2 separate regions of the Homo sapiens genome follow, and region 2 is linked to region 1. A link is a loop called in an ENCODE intact Hi-C map of the cell type or tissue named here. Cell type or tissue: IMR-90. All regions are shown on one strand. Links, peaks and the distances in the headings refer to the core of each region. The heading gives the core; the rest is flanking DNA.

What was found. A loop is a pair of places that touch in the nucleus more often than their neighbours do. Peaks named below come from ENCODE experiments on the same cell type or tissue, not always from the same donor. Only the 100,000 strongest peaks of a DNase experiment are listed, where the experiment ranks them.
Region 2: it touches region 1 in a loop (4-fold over the local background); 6 of 110 quality-filtered maps call a loop at or near these places.

The regions. Positions count from the first base shown.
Region 1 is chr15:65,576,586-65,584,921 of GRCh38, forward strand. HACD3 (3-hydroxyacyl-CoA dehydratase 3) reads left to right here. Exons shown (of 11, transcript NM_016395.4): 11 at 1-1,764. It overlaps INTS14 (integrator complex subunit 14), which reads right to left. Exons shown (of 12, transcript NM_001394796.1): 10 at 8,185-8,303; 11 at 5,369-5,434; 12 at 2,172-3,074. The coding sequence ends at 2,823. Among named protein-coding and RNA genes, the nearest start is that of INTS14, 30 kb to the right of the region's middle. RefSeq lists an enhancer at 2,289-2,867 and a silencer at 2,426-2,720. In IMR-90, for the core only: no CTCF peak of the experiment used is centred there; a DNase peak (open chromatin) is centred at 3,876.
Region 2 is chr15:65,406,329-65,414,664 of GRCh38, forward strand. It overlaps IGDCC4 (immunoglobulin superfamily DCC subclass member 4), which reads right to left. Exons shown (of 20, transcript NM_020962.3): 2 at 4,692-5,042; 3 at 3,850-3,991. Among named protein-coding and RNA genes, the nearest start is that of IGDCC4, 12 kb to the right of the region's middle. RefSeq lists an enhancer at 4,271-4,928. In IMR-90, for the core only: a CTCF peak has its summit at 3,227; a DNase peak (open chromatin) is centred at 3,153; H3K27me3 peaks cover 229 bases.

The sequences.
Region 1 (8,336 bases), core at 337-8,336:
GGTTCATTCTTGTGTATTCAGTTAATGACACCAAAAGGCTCAGCCCACCCCAACCCTATCTCATGTTCAGTCTGTCTAATACATGCCAGAGATTTTTTTTTCAAAAAGTGCTTTATCCCTACAATGTACTGACAGTTCTTACAGTTGAGATTTGTTCTTTTCAGCTATTGCTTGTGAAAAAAAGCAAGACTATGTCACTCTATAGAAGGCTGTTAAAGTGACTCAGGCAGGAATTAATTATTCTGTACCTAAGGGGTTACTTGTTTAATGGGATGGCATTGACTTTTTGAAAATCAAGTGGACTGAGTCATTGATAAAACATTTCTAAGAGTGGGGCTAGAGAACATACTTTACATCTGACATCCTTTGGCCTAACAACATCTATTATTATAGTGCTCAGCAGTGTGGGCATTGAAGAGGCGCAGAATGCTTTGAAAGAAACTAATCAGAATCTTGGAACATCATGATCATGCCATTCTTAAGTAAATCAACTATTTTCAACACTGAAGAAAAATGAAACATTATTTAGAAAACAATGAGATTACAAGTTCCAAACTCAGCCAGGAATGTGGCTCACACCTGTAATCCCAGCACTTTGGGACACCTAGGTGGGAGCATCGCTTGAAGCCAGGAGTTCAAGACCAGCTTGGGCAACGTAGTGAGACCCCTATCTCTACAAAAAATAAAAAAATTAGCTGGGTGTGATGGCACACACCTGTTGTCCCAGCTACTCAAGAAGCTGAGATGGGAGGATCCTGAGCTCAGGAGGTCAAGGCTGCAGTGAGCCGAGATTGTGCCACTGCACTGCAGCTGGGGTGACAGTGCAAGACCCTGTCTCAAACCAAACCAAACCACACACACACAAACACACATACACACACACACACACGAGGTCCAAATGGTAGCAGGGATCCAAAGGGAACACAGTATGTAGGTCAAACTGGCAGTAACAGTGTACAGCCTTTGACAAACTAGAAATATTAGAGTAGGCCAAACACACCTCCAAACTGTAAGGCTGTGCACAAACATAAAAAATGGCAGCCTTCCATCTCCTGCACTGGCTGAGTCCATTTACTTGTGTACTTGTTCTAGTGAGTGGTGGGACTGTACATTTTTGAATAGACCTCAAAAATACTTCATTCTGCTGCTGTTCAGTTGGCTTTTTAAACCTGTCTGCAGTAGGACACTGAAAACAGCAAGAACTTCGGGGTGAACACCCGCTGATCCTTTAACAAGGATTTCTGGCAGGAAACTCACAAAAAGGAGAACTGAAAATTTAGACATACAGTTGGCCATTGTAAAAAACATCAGTTTCCTCTCATACATTCCAAGTAAACCAAGTAAAATAAGTGTTGGAGTAACACTTGCATAAAAGAATTTAAGGAGTGATAGCTCTTTCTGTTCTGCCATTCCCAACATTCCTGGGGGAAAGGAGACTCAATGAGTTAATACTATTTCACTGAGCCCAAGATGGAAACTTGGTTTGACCTAAAACATCTGATTAATATAGGCTAGCTGATTTCTTAAAAATTCGTTGCATTGAAGGATATTTTGCATGTCTGTAACACCTGTCAATACTTGTTTGTATTGATTTCTGATATTCTTGCAGCTGACTACGTGTAATTGGGCAGATCAGCTTTGCAGTAGATTATGCTGCATCCTCGTGGCAAAATTCTGTATTCTTAGTGATTGTTACAAACCCCTTTATTGCTGTCTGAGAAAGTGAAAGATTGTGTATTTCTATTAAAACATTTACAATCAAAATTCTAATGACTGTGCTTAAAGATAATTTAGTCTAATGGTTCTCTGTTAGTGATAAAGACCTTTGTTCAGGCAAAATATTATGTAGCAGTTCAGCATGTTAAACCAAAAACAGTTGCTCTGGTTGAAGCCTGAGAGTTACATGGAAGGTGGTGCAAATGAAAAACACTGATGATGCAGACAAAGCCTTGAGAAGTTGCCCAAAGTCATAAAGCTAGCTGATAAATTGGAACCATAATTAACTTTGGAATCGGATCGGTGATCTGTCAGGATTACCTAGCCAGAACCTTGCTTAGGCAATGAGGCCTAATCAGTGTCAGAAATAAGGAAACCTCATGATTTATGAATCTATGCCACTTAGAAAGTTGAAATTATATTAAAGTGATAAGACAGACCAAAAGCAAACGACCTTTAGTTTCATAGTGAAACCATTTTCTAGAAAATCAAATATTTTATTTTCATTAAAAAAAAACCTTGAATAATAGGAATCATTTTACACATTAATGGTTGCTCTTTAAAAGTTAGAATCTCAAGAGATACCAAAAGCACTTAAGAGTTACCACCACATTTTGCCCAAGTTCTAAGGAAAGTTCTGAAACTTAGTGGTGGTGTGTTTGTACTCAGCAAGCTCCAGACAGTCTGAGTTGCTCATTCCATGAACAGAAGCTTGAAAATGCCCTTACAGTTGAGATATAAACGAGGGAAGAGGTGAAGCTTTCAGGAAGCCAGAGAGCCCCTGCCGGTCAGGTTTCCTGAGGAAGGCAGGGGTGCTCTATGCTCATCAGTCATTCAAGCTTCTCAGGAAATGTGCCCATCATGGGAACAGCAGCTATCTTCCAAGCTTAAAAATTATGAATCCCAGGAAGTTAAAGCCCAACCAGCCAACCACCTTCACATCCTTCTCATACTAGTAGAGTCATTCAAAACAGCAAGTGGTGCTTCTGAGGCAGCCTCAGGAAGGTCTTTGGGTGGCTATTCTAGAGGTGAACATACTGGAAAGGTTTTTACCTAAAGCATTTTCAGTTGAAATGAAAAAAGAAGGAAAGCTCCAAAAGTCAGTTTCAAATTCTTTCAGTGCTGCTCCCAGAGAAGTCCGTGTGCAAAGGTGTGATGTTCTGGTCATAAGCGGCATACTCAGAGGTGCCGGTACTGGCCAGCTTGAGCTGCTGGGCAGCATGGGTCAGCTGGAATGCAGCATCAGGGTGGGCTGTCTCAGGCAGCAGTGTGCATTCCCTTTCCAGCATGTCAGCCACCCCTTTCAGCAGGTCCAGGAAACCAAAGGCTAGAGCGGCCTTTCGCAAACGGTTCAGCTCCTGAAACAAGACAGAAAATCACCAATGCTCCTGAAATGTGTTCCTAACACATACTTTCTAAGTGCTCAGCTTAGCATAAGTTCTCCTTGACTGAACTTTAGGGAGCAATTTTATATGAGAACAAATGTTTATTTAGGGATGCCAGTAACAAGAATGTGATGGTTTTACTGGGAAGTGGTTCCTCTGCAGGTGACCAGAAGCAGGCTAAGGAAGACAGCTGAATGAAACAACGTCATCATCACAGTTAATGAGCATTTATGCCACATGTGGTAGTCAGCACTTTGCATCCATCATTTCGTTACTCCTAACTTTAAGGAGGAGTACTTTTCCCCTGTTATTTAGGTATGGAAAAGACTTGCCCTCAATCTGAAAACGCTCTTAACCCTCTGATGCCACTGTGGTGGGGCCTCAGGCTAAGACAATAAACAGGCTCAAGAGGAGGCCCTGGAGGAGTCAGAGTGGAAAGACCAACAAAAAGAAAGGCTGGTTACTGATAGAAGCAGAGAAATATGAAGTGCCCCAACAACCCCTTAGTGGAGTGGTCTGGGCAAGTTATATAGCCTCTCTGGGTCTCAAAGGCCTCATTTATAAAATGAGGAGAATAACCCCTTCCTTACCCACTGCAGAGGCTGAAGCACTTTCCCTAGGCCCTTTTGAGCTCTAATATGTAGCATTATATAAAACCAGAAAAGAGAAATGGGCTCTCTGACCATCTTTCTACTATCATCTGTTAAAAAAGTGGAAAGTTAAGAAGAAGGCCAAACAAGTGTGTCATCATGAGTAAATAGCTGATGACTGTAGGAAGCTCTGCAGGGAGGATGGACTGTGTGGATTATGGGCTTCAGTTTAGGGAGGGGCCTGGCTGGCTAAGAAGCTCTCCAGTTGAACTCTTGATTAAAGCTGTTTTATTTCACCAGCTTACTACATAATTAAGTTTGAAGACAACAGTGACATAAAGGTAATGAGATAACACCCAGACAAAGTAGCATGTATCTTCTCTGGTTAAGATGCTAGCCTAAGGCTGGCTGTGTGTGCCACATTTTAGAATTAGAAAGCTAAGACACAAATGACATACTTTATGCTGCACTTAATTTAATTCCAGCCAAACACCAGAACAATAGGGGAGAATCAAGGAGCAAACCTAAATGTTCCCCACTCTACCCCACCCCCTGTAACTTAACAGTCTCTTCACCAATCGTTCTGGATTAGCTGCATATGATTCTGCAGGGCTATCTCCTCTGCAATTCATAAATGTGTAATGTTAGATATCATTCCTAGAAGCAGAGTCTCTGGTGCAATAAAAATGTTCTGGGGTGGCCAGGTGGGGTGGCTCACGCTTGTAATCCCAGCACTTTGGGTGGATCACCTGAGGTCAGGAGTTCGGGACCAGCCTGGCCAACACAGCGAAACCCCATCTCTACTGAAAATACAAAAATTAGGCCGGGAACGGTGGCTCACGCCTGTAATCCCAGCACTTTGGGAGGCCGAGGCGAGCGGATTACCTGTGGTCAGGAGTTCAAGACCAGCCTGGCCAACATGGTGAAACCCCGTCTCTACTAAAAATACAAAAATTAGCCGGGCATGGTGGCACACACCTGTAATCCCAGCTACTTGGGAGGCTGAGGCAGGAGAATTGTTTGAGCCCGCGAGGCGGAGGTTGCAGTGAGCTGAGATCGTGCTACTGCACTCCAGCCTGGCCGACAGAGTGAGACTCTGTCTCAAAAACAAAAAAACAAAAATTAGCTGGGCGTGGTGGCACGTGCCTGTAGTACTAGCTACTCAGGAGGCTGAGGCAGGAGAATCACTTGAACCTGTGAGGCAGAGGTTGCAGTGACCCAAGATTGCACCACGACACTCCAGCCTGGGCAACAGAGTGTGACTCCATCTCAAAAAAAAAAAAAAAAAAAAAAAAAAAAAAGAATGTTCTGGGCAATTCCCCATCCAGGAAGCCACATACATTGGTTGCCTGGGGTTGGCCTGGATACCCATATAGGAGTGATGAGGAGAGTTCAGGGCTATGACCCACAGGTCCTCTAAGCTGCTTCCATCAGTCATTCATTCACAGCAGCCCCAACACAGAAAAACCTTCTGCCTGTACAGAATTAGGCCATTTAAATTCTTCCAATTCTTGGATTTTAGGGAAGGAACAGACCTATCACTTTTACTGAGTTTATTTGAAAAAACTGAGGCACAAGTCATACATCTCTAACCCCTGCCCATATTCACACTGCCATCTCACAGTTTTACTGTCGTGAACCATATATTTTGGGCACATCCTCTTCTGTCTGTCTCACCTTATAGAATGTCTGTGTTTTTTCAGGTAGTTTCCTTGCATTTCTTAAAATCTTCTGTACATCTGTCTATTAAGGGTAAAAAAAAAAATCCAACATTAGAATTCTGTGGTAAAAAAGGGAAATAATATAAAAGAATGGATCTAAATGTTTAAAGAGATGAAAATGAGAACACAGCTACAATGTCAAGATGAGGATCCCTTCTGAGTTAATGTCAGTTCAACATTAGTAAAGCACTCCCTCCTTCAAAAGGCTTGACAGTAAAATAAATCCCCTGACAGAAACGAACTTGCCTCATAAAAATGTACCCAGTAAACCCATACATCTATTGCCAGGGACTTTTTTGCAAAGACGATTCAATGGGGAAAAAATAGTCTCTTCAACATTTGGTGCTGAGACAACTGGATATCCACAAGCAAAAGAATAAAGTTGGACCCTTACATCATACCATATACAAAAAACTAACTCAAAATGGATCAGAGACCTACATGTAAAAGCTAAAACTATAAAACTCTTAGAAAAAAACGGGCCAGGTGCAGTGGTGTGCCCCTGTAATCCTAGCTACTCAGGAGGATTGCTTGAGGCCAGAAGTTTGAGACCAGCCTGGGCAACGTAGTGAGATGTGTTTCTCAAGAGAAAAAGAGAAGAAGAAAAAGAAAACACAGCGGGTAAATCTTTATGACTTTGGATTTGGCAATGATCTCTTAGTTAAGACAGCACAAAGCACAAACAACAAAAGCAAGAGACAAAATTTGACTTCTTCAAAACCAAAAACTTTGTGTATCAAAGGACACTATAAAGAGAGTGAAAAGATAACTCACAAAATGGGAGAAGATATTTGCAAATCATGTATCTGCTAAGGATCATAATATCCAGAATATATAAAAAACCCAACAACAAAAAGACAAACCCAATTAAAAAATGGACAAAGAACTTGAGTATATACTTCTCCAAATAATATACACAAATGGCCAATAAGCACAGGAAAAGATGCACATTATTGGTCATCAAGGAAATGCAAAAACAAAGACATACCACTTCACACCTACTATGATAGCTATATGATAATAATAATAAAAGGAAAACAATGAGTATTGGTAGGAACGTGGAGAAACTAGAACACTTATACACTGCTAGCAGAAATGTAAAATGGTGTGGCTGCTGTGAGAGAGTGTGGCAATTCCTCAGTAAGTTAAAGAGAATTGCTGTCTGACCCAGCAATCCCATTCCCATTAAAATATATACCCAAGAGTATTGAAAACAAATGTTCAGACCAAAACTTATACATGAATGTTTGTAACAGCATTATCCACAATAGCCAAAAGGTAACCCTAATGTCCGTCAACTGAGGGATAATCAAAATGTGACATATACATATAGACATATGGAATATTAGCCATAAAAAGGAATGAAGTACTGATACATACTACAACATGAATAAACCTTGAAAACATCATGCTAAGTACAAGAAGTCAAACACAAAAGGCCACAAATTGTATGATTCTGTTTACATGAAATATCTAGAATAGGTAAGTCCATAGAGACAGAAAGAAAATCAATGGTTGCCAGGGCCCGGAAGAAGGAATGTGGAGTGACTTTCCTAATGGGCACAGGGTTTCCTTTTGGAGTGATTAAAATGTTCTGGAACTAGAGAGTGGTGATGGTACATTGTGAATGTACTAAATGGGACTGAATTGTGTACTTTAAAATGGTTGAAGGTACATTTTATGTATATTTTACCAGAATAAGAAAAATAAACCCAAGATAGTAGTGAAGATTCAAACAAAAAAAATTAAAAAAAATAATTTAAGAAAAGCTCAGCTATAACTGGTGGTGAAAGTGGTTCTAATATCCCTCTGACAAGGAAGCACTGGGGTCAGGGATATCAGGAAAATAGAAGACCCTGATTTTCCAACAAAGAGGCCCCTGACACTTTAGCCTTGGCAGGATGTGGTTCAGTCTCCATGGAAACGGGGCTCAGAGACTGTGCAGTCAACAGAAACTACTTTTGTTGTCCAAGTGGCCTGTCTCTTCTCATTTGGTTTAGGTTGAACTTACTGGAAGAACAAATGTAAATAAAGGTGCTCAAAGGAGAAAAAAGTTTCAATAAGTGATTTTTAAAAACAGGTATAAATGACTTTTTGCTGATGAAAGGAGAAATGTTCCTGAATACCATGCCTGAAAGCATCATTCCTTGATAATCATATTATCATATGTTCCTGAATACCATGCCTGAAAGCATCATTCCTTGATAATCATATTATCATAACTTCCTATGGAAGTGTTTTTGTGAAATGTAATGCTATGGCTTGAGTTCTACTGAAGGGATGGAAGAAATATAGTTATGAAGACTTTTACATCTTTTCCAAAACTGTTGTTAAAGCCAATACCCATTATGTTAGTCAATGCCTCACCATATAAAAAATTTCACACTAAAATTCAATGCCAGGAAAATATGTCTCTCTAGACAAACTGACAAATTTCCTTTCTTTAGACAAGAACAACTGACCTTGGTAACAGGAAGCTCAGAGCCAAAACACTCACATAAAGTTATTATTTTGCCTTGGGTTCCTGGCACAATTGTCTTCCTTCTTCCTCCTTCCTCTAGGATTCTTATTGCTCTAAATTTTGTAAAAAATGATTTTGCTATATACATGTTTTACTGTAGGGCATCTCAAATCCCTTTTGGAAATAATGACAAACATTAGAAGTAAATGAATTACTAAGTATCAAAGGAAAAGAAAATCAAATAAAATGCCTGCCTGCCTACCCAAATGTCTCCTGTCCCCAGTGGAAAGCAACATAAATGGTAATGTTACCTGCAGGCCGCTGGGTTTGATCCAGACAGTCACATTCTGGGCATAACTGCGTTTGTTTTTGGGCTGCAGGGGGAATGGACTCTTATTGTCATCCTCGCCATAAGGGTTTTCTTTAGCATCTTAAAAGAAAAGACATTCTTGAAATGACATCT
Region 2 (8,336 bases), core at 1-8,000, 170 kb before region 1:
AAATGGTATAAGTATGGTCACAATTATGAAGGTGGTTTTTGAATACCTGGGATTTGGGAAACATTGCTCTCATTGATTACTAGTTCCCATGAAAGAAAAATTATCCCCTAGATTATCCCCTATTATTAGAAAATAGTATGAGTACCGGGGATTTGCCTTGGGGTCTAGTCTTTACCATCAGTTCCAAACGAAGCACATACACCCTGACGCAGTGTGTTTATTAACTGCACATGTGCCACGTTACACCAAGGCATACGGTCTCCTTCAAACCACTGGGCTGAGTTTATGAATAGCATATTTGTGCATGCACTATATCTGGGCATGTGTAAAAATACATACCTTGGGCATAATCAAGTTGCTGTTTTAGACATTTCTTTATTCCCCCCACACAATGTGCCGGGACATGCGAGCCTAGCTTATTTATAGATGAGGATCACTTTTCAGAGGACTTGGGGGCAAACACTCCCAGAGTCCAAAAACTGGCAGCTCTGGCCTCCTGGGTTAGGTTTGTGGCTTCACGGGATGACGCCTGAGCTAGACGTTGGGGGTGGTGGGGAGGTCTGAAACCCACTGGTGTGCTGAGAAGCTTTGGGGAAGTAACTTCTCTGCTCCCAGCCACAGTTGGACTACAGATTTCTAAATCCACCATTAATTTTTTAAAAAATTAAAGTTGTAATGTGATACAAACTTCTTCAGACCTCACAGGTTCCGCACCCAGCCACCAAATGACACCTACCAGAGGCCTGTGTATCCTCCACGCAGGTCGCTGGAGTCTGACACTCTGAGTACTAAGCTGTGTGACCTGGGGCAAGTTATTTCTGCCTCTGATCCTCCAATCCCTCATTTAACAATCCAGATAAAAATACCTACCATATCCATATGTACAGACCTGGAAGGATGTTTATCAAGTGGTAAGTGAAAAAAAAATTAAAATTGCAACATAATCCCATTTTTGTTTTTGAAAAAAAAAAAAGATGATTCAACAAAAAACCTAGTATGTACAATATAATTTATTATTATTATTATTATTCTGAGACGGAGTCTTCCTCTGTCACCCAGGCTGGAGTGCAATGGTGTGATCTTGGCTTACTGCAACCTCTACCTTCTGGGTTCAAGCGATTCTCCTGCCTCAGCCTCCTGAGTAGCTGGGTTTATAGGCGCCTGCCACCATGTCCAGCTAATTTTTGTAATTTTGGTACAGACGGGGTTTCACCATGTTGGCCAGGCTGGTCTTGAACTCCTGACCTCAGATGATCCACCTACCTCAGCCCCCCAAAGTGCTGGGATTACAGGCGTGAGCCACTGCACCTGGCCTAAGTTTTGTATTTTCATTCCAGCCTGGGTGACAGGTGAAGTGGCTCAATTTTGGCTCACTGCAAGCTCCACCTCCCGGGTTCAAGTGATTCTCCTGCCTCAGCCTCCTGAGTAGCTGGGATTACAGGCATGCGTCACCACGCCTGGATAATTTTTGTATTTTTTTTTTTTTTAGTAGAGATAGGGTTTCACCATGTTGGTCAGGCTGGTCTCGAACTCCTGACCTTGTGATCCGCCCGCCTCAGCCTCCCAAAGTGCTGGGATTACAGGCGTGAGCCACCGCGCCCGGCCTAAGTTTTGTATTTTTTGAGAGATGACATTTCACCATATTGCCCAGGTTGGTCTCTAACTCCTGAGCTCAAGCGATCCGCCCGCCTTGGCTCCCAAAGTGTTGGGAGTACAGGCGTGAGTCACCGCGCCCAGCCATATTGATATGAATTTTAAAAATGCATCTGCTGGAATATCAATTAAAAGTAAATAGAGGAAAATGTGAAAATAAGAAATACCTACATTAAAGGATGATTGGAAGGGTTAAGTGAGAAAACATGTAAAAGGCTCAGCACGTGCCTGGCCCAAGGTACACTCCCATTAAGTGGTTCATGTTGTGACTTTCAACATGGGGAGATTTTGCTGCCTTCTGCTACCCTCTCTGGGGGGCATCAGGAGTAGGCTCTCGCGTGGTTCTCTCCTGCCTAGCTCATCTGTTCTGGGTTCATGGAACTCCCAGGAGGCACCCATCATCACACAGTGGTGACAGGCTCCACATTTAGAAAGGCACAGAACTTCAAATGTCAGTGTTAGAAAGGCTGGGTCAGCATTTCCCAGGGTTCACCCTCTAGAATGCTCATTCATGGGATGTTAAGGGGCTCCTGGGCAAACGAGCCTAGGAAGTGCTTCGTTAAACAAGGTCAACAGGATTCTCGATACAGCACTTCTCAGGGCCTTGCCAACTCCAGGAGGGAGATTTACAGGCAGTTTCCTGTTCTTATTTGATCATAGAATACTTCATTCAAGAAGCATTTAAAGGGACTAACATTCTATAAAGGCCACGCTTTGGGAAACCACAATCTAAATCAATTTTCATTTGTTTCCCCCTTTCATTTTATAGGTGGGAAGGAGAATAGACTGGGTGAGAAGTGACTCTCTGAGGACCAGTGGGGCTAACCCATCACCAAAGTCAACAGGATGTCTCTCTCTTTTTTTTTTTTTTTTTTTGAGACAGGGTCTCGGTGTGTCACCCAGGCTGGCTGGAATGCAGTGGCATTATTCCAGCTCACTGTAGCCTGAACCTCCAAGTGATCTCGCTCAGCCTTCCAAGTAGCGGGGACCACAGGCACCACACTGCCACACTGGGCTAATTTTTGTATTGTTTTATAGAAACTGGGTTTTGATATTTTGCATAGGCTGGTCTTGAACTCCTGGGCTCAAGTGATCCTCCTGCTTCGTCCTCCCAAAAGGTTGGGATTACAGGCATGAGTCACCACACCCAGCCAGGATCTCTTATGTATGGACCTCTCACCCTCTTCCTCCCTCACAACTGTCCTGTGGCTTTTCTACCCCGAAGTTTCTCCTACAACCCCCATCCTTACCTACACATGGGCAAAAGTCAGAGGAGCTGGGACAATGCAACACAGGCAACAGAAGGTTGGATCCAGGGGAGAAAGGGCAGTGTTTCAGAGCCCAAGGAGCCCCACCTCCACCAGGACGGGAGAAGGATCTAGCTGGTAACTACAGCTACCGAGATATAGGGAGAGGACTGCAGGGTGGCTGGGAAAGGCCTTGGAGCCACATTTCCAAAGATACGTAAGAATCCAGGGGGTGATGACTGAGTCATGAGACCAACTCAGAGACCACAGATGCAAATGAGCCTTGTGGTTTCTGGTACGCTGCATACACATCTGGACCTACCCAGGAAGCCACAAGAGGGACCAAGTCCAAGGTCTAGCCTCTGCTTCCCTTCCGCCTTGGAAACTCTTCCCTGGGATTGCTCTACCCATCCATTGCCTTTACAGGGAAAGAGGAGAGTGAAAGAGGAAAGACCTCTACAATTCACTTCTCAGAGGGCTACGCCCCACTGGATGGAATTGAGAGAGGAAGAGAAGTTATGCATCTAGAGTGGAAACTCCGGAGGAACCCTGAAAAGAGAAAACCTTCCCAGCAGCCTCGGGGAGCCCTCAACAGACAACCAACATTCTGCCAATGGCTCATGGTACGGCTTGGGATAAGCCACAGCTCCTCTCTGGCCTTCAGTCTCCACAATAAAGCAAGTGGTTGGACTAGATGTGCTGGGAAGGACTCTACTACTACACCTACCCAGGCTCCACAGCTCAATGGGTGGCTTCCTCCCAGGGAGCAAAAACTTCTTGTCCAACTTCTCTTTGGGACTAGACATGAGCCAGGAGTCAGGCGGTGGTTAACACTCAAGTCAGCTTAGGTAAATGCAGCTACCTCGACTCTAAGAATCTCAGTTCTGAGCACACCCCAGAGCCCTCTCTGCCCTGCCTACCAGGACCCGCTCCCCTACAGGGCACTCACCGAGGCTCCTCAGGCAATGTCACCTGGTCCTTCTCCCAAGTAATGATGGGAGCTGGCAGCCCTTCAATGTGGCACTCAAAGCGAGCTGTCCCGTTCTCCTCCACCGTCTGAGACTCCGGGTGCAGAGAGAAGTCTGCGAGTGCTGGGGACAGTGAGACACAGGCAGGGACGGGAAAAGAATAGGAGAGAGAAGCCACAGCAAGCACAAACAGTGAAACACATCCGCATGGAGACACAGAAACACACAGTCACAGAAACACACAGCAGAGCCAATTCAGACCGAGGGAGACACAACAAGAAGTGGTGATTAGCGGTCAGATACTGCCAGCAGAATGAATTCCAAAGCCCCCCTGCCCAACATCATCATGATGGTCAAACTATACAGTAAGATGCACACTTCTTCTGGCCTGAAAGTTACTTCATGGTGATCTGTGCCTCCTGAGAGCCCCCTAAGGGGTAAGGCTGGAGCGTGGGGTTTGGCTCCACATGTTCCACCTGCCGTGCAGGCAGGAGCTCCCTTAGGAGGCAGCTTTGTGCCTCTGACACAAAGGGGGCACTCTGGCAGGCTCCCTGGAGGACAGCACAAGCCCAGACTCTAGGACTCAAAGGGAAAGAAAAGCAGAAGGAACAGGGGAGTGGAGAAGAAGCGGGAAGATTATGGAATACCCAAGAATGAGGATAGACAATACCAGGAAGAGACCTATTGAGCAGGATGGGAGGCAGGGAAAGGGGGAGTGGGATCAAGAGAGAGGCATTTGTGCAAGTAACTAACTGCAGATCCCACTTCGCACACCCCAAGTCTGGGTTTCAGCCTCAGACCCCCGCCCGATGCAAGCACTTACTGGCAAGCTTGACGACAGCAGTCTGGCTGGCCAGCACTCCGAGGGGGCCGTGGGCTAGGCACGAATAGTTGCCTTCAATGACCCCCACAGCCTCAGGGACTGACTCGTCACTGCCATTGGGTGCTAGTGGCTGGGACAGCCACAGGGAACCATTGGGCAGCAGGTGTAAGTGGTCGTGCTCCAGCAGGGTGTCCCCATCCTTGCTCCAGGTCACCCTGGTGGGGGGTCCAGCGGCAGCAGCCCCCAGGCTACAGTTTAGCACTGCAGCCTGCTCTGGGCCCAGGATCACTTGCAGTGGCCCCACTCCACAGCTCAGCTCCACAGTCGTCTCCTGGGGCAACAGCAGCTCCCCTGCATAGAGGAGGAGCACGGGGCCATCAGTGTATGTCCCCCCACCTCCCACAGCCTCTGCTCCTGAGTCACCCATGCAGGGGCTGGGGCAAATCAAGGAGAAACACCTGCATCTGGATCCTGGCTCTCCCCTTACTAACTGTGACCTTGGACAAACTGCTGCATTCCTCTGTGCCTGTCTTCCCCTGCTGCTCAATTTCCTCATAGCAGCATTATTCATAATAGCCAATGAGTGGAAACAACCCAAAAGCCCATCACCTGATGAATGGATAGATTACTCAGCCATCAAAAAGAATGAAGGACTGATGCATGCTACAAGGTAGCAAGAAAACTTGACGCTAAGTGAAGGAAGCCAATCATAAGATGCCACATTTTGCATGATCTCATTTCTACGAAATGCCCAGAGGAGGCAAATCCATAAAGACAGAAAGTGGATTAATGATTGTCAGTGACTGGGAGGAGGAAGGACAGAGAGTGACTGCTAATGAGTACAGGGTTTCTTTTGGGGGTGATGAAAATGTTCTAGAATTAGATAGTGGCTGTGGTTGCACAACGTTGTGAATATGAATATACTAAAAACCACTGAGTTGAACACTGTAAAGGGTGAATTTTGTAGTACGTGAATTGTCTCTCAATTAAAAAAGCATACCAGCCTGGGTAACACAGAGAGACTCCGTCTCTACAGATAATTTAAAAAGTTAGCTGTACATGGTGGCACAGGCCTGTGGTCCCAGCTACTCAGGAGGCTGAAGCAAGGAGGATCGCCTGAGCCTAGAAGTTCCAGGCTACAGTGAGCCACGATCACGACACTGCACTCCAGCCTGGCTGGCAGAACGAGACTCTGTGAGAAAAGAATATAGTGGCTGGGTGCAGTGGCTCACACCTGTAATCCCAGCACTTTGGGAGGCCGAGGCAGGTGGATCATGATGTCAGGAGTTCAAGACCAGCCTGACCAACATGGTGAAACCCCGTCTCTACTAAAAATACAAAAATTAGCCAGGCGTGGTGGCACGCACCTGTAATCTCAGCTACTCAGGAGGCTGAGGCAGGAGAATCTCTTGAACACAGGAGGTGGAGATTGCAGTGAGCCGAGATCGCCCCATTGCACTCCAGCCTGGGTGACAGAATGAGATTCCATCTCAAAAAAAAAAAAAAAAAAAAAAAAAAAGCACAGTGCCTGACACAGAATGGGAGCTCAGTAATGTCATTCCCTACCCTGGAACCTAACAGATCATATTGATCATTATTACCCAATCAAAAATATGCCACTGGAGGCCAGGCATGGCAGCTCACTCCTGTAATCCCAACACTTTGTGAGGTTGAGGGCCAAGACAGCAGGATTGCTTAAGCCCAGGAGTTTGAAACCAGCCTGGGTAACACAGGGAGACCTCATCATTATAAAAAAAAATTTTTTTAATTAGCCAGCTGTGGTGGGAGGATCCCTTGAGCCCAGAAGGTCGAGGCTGAAGTGAGCTGTGATTGCACCACTGCACTCTAGCCTGGGTAACAGAGTGAGATCCTGTCTAAAATACATACATATACATATATAGATCTCTCTCTCTCTCTCTCTCTGTACACACACACACACACACACACAGGCTAGAAAAATACCATATCCAAGAAACATTTAAAATGTATTATAAGTGTGAGAAAATGTGTGTGTGTGTGTGTGTGTGTGTGTGTGTGTGTGAATACTATATATTTTGAATGAACAAAACAAAAATAAGTCCCAGCTGTTTGGGGGAGCCACCTGGATGAAGGAAAGTCAGACATTCCCCCTTCCCCAACAATGAACTAAGTGAGCAGATCCTGCTGGGAATTGTTAAGTGCCCCAGGTAGGGACTAGACTCAAGCTGGATTCAGACCCAGCATGAGAGGAGGCTCACATGGCTCATTCCAGGCCCTGGCAGCCCACAGCCTGGTCTGTACTGGTGACTGGAGAAGCTCAACACTCCCTGCAGCTAATTTCCCCAAGGCCATGCAGGAGGCCAGAGCCAGGACTCAGGTCTCCTGACTCAATCCAGGGTTCTTTTTTCTCCCAAGGCCCCAGAGGAACCTACAGACCCCAACACTGCCCTTGCCACAAAGGGAAGAGTAGGGAAACAGTAGAGGAAGGGAATGCCATCCCAGGGTCAAGGCAAAAACACACAAAAGCCAATGTTTATTATTGGAACCAATGTTCTGCAGGGCCCAGCCACCATTATTCATAGACAAATGGTTGGTTCTCCCTGTTGTGTCTTCCAGAAGGTTGACCTGCTGCCTCCTTGTCTTATAAAAGCTCAATGGCCCAAGGTCCCTTCTTAGGCTCTGGTCTGACTCCTTACTTTAAGGCAGAATGGCATGTCTGAGAGGAACCAGGGCCAGAGGTCAGGACAATGGCCCATACTCATCACAAGGCAGGTCTGGGCTGACAGAGCCACGTGGGGACGTGCACAAAACAATGGCGAGGGAATCAGGAGACCCTCGGTTCTAGATCCAGCTCCATCACAGTCTAGCCATGTGGTTTTGGCCCAGTCATTTCCCCTTCTGGGCCCCAGCTCACTGGAATGTAGCAGGTGACCTCTGAGATGCTATGATTCTATGATTATTCACGACATGGACACACCTATTCCTGAACAAACATAAAACACCATTGAGACCACACACAAATTGGTAAACATAGCTCTGCACTCCTAAACACATGCGCCTCAGTCTCTGCCACACTCATCAACACTTGGACACACAGGTCAACATTTAGAAGCCCTGTGAGTCTCCAGACTCCCTTCCCACCAGCTCCAAAGAGGAACAAGAGTGAGGGGAGAAGAGCAGTGATGGCTGCGTGAAATAAGGAGGCCAGGGCCTGGGATTGCAGTGTGAAGGGCGGACGGAGAGACAGGACCTGACCTGGGCTGCTGCCTTTCTTAATTCATCAGATGGTTTCTGCTGGACACCTCTGGCTTCACAACTAGTCTCAGCAGTACTCGCGGGCTCAGCAGGGAGAAGCAGCCCCTGCCCTCACCAAGTTTGCATTCTAGTTGGGGAAACCAATCTGGCATTCACACTACTGCGGGCCACGTGCTGTGGTGGAAACAGCTTTTGACCTTGGGGAAGAAGATCAAGGTTTCAGTCTTGCTGCTCCACCTACCAGCTCTGTGACAAGCCACTTAACTTTTCTGGGACTCAGTTTCCACATGAAGATGATACCACTAAGCGTGAAGGAATTAAACAAGACAATGTATGTCAGGGCTACAGCCCAGAGCCTAATAGACATCACTCAAGGAATGGGAGCTTATTCTTTGTTTGTTTGTTCTTGCG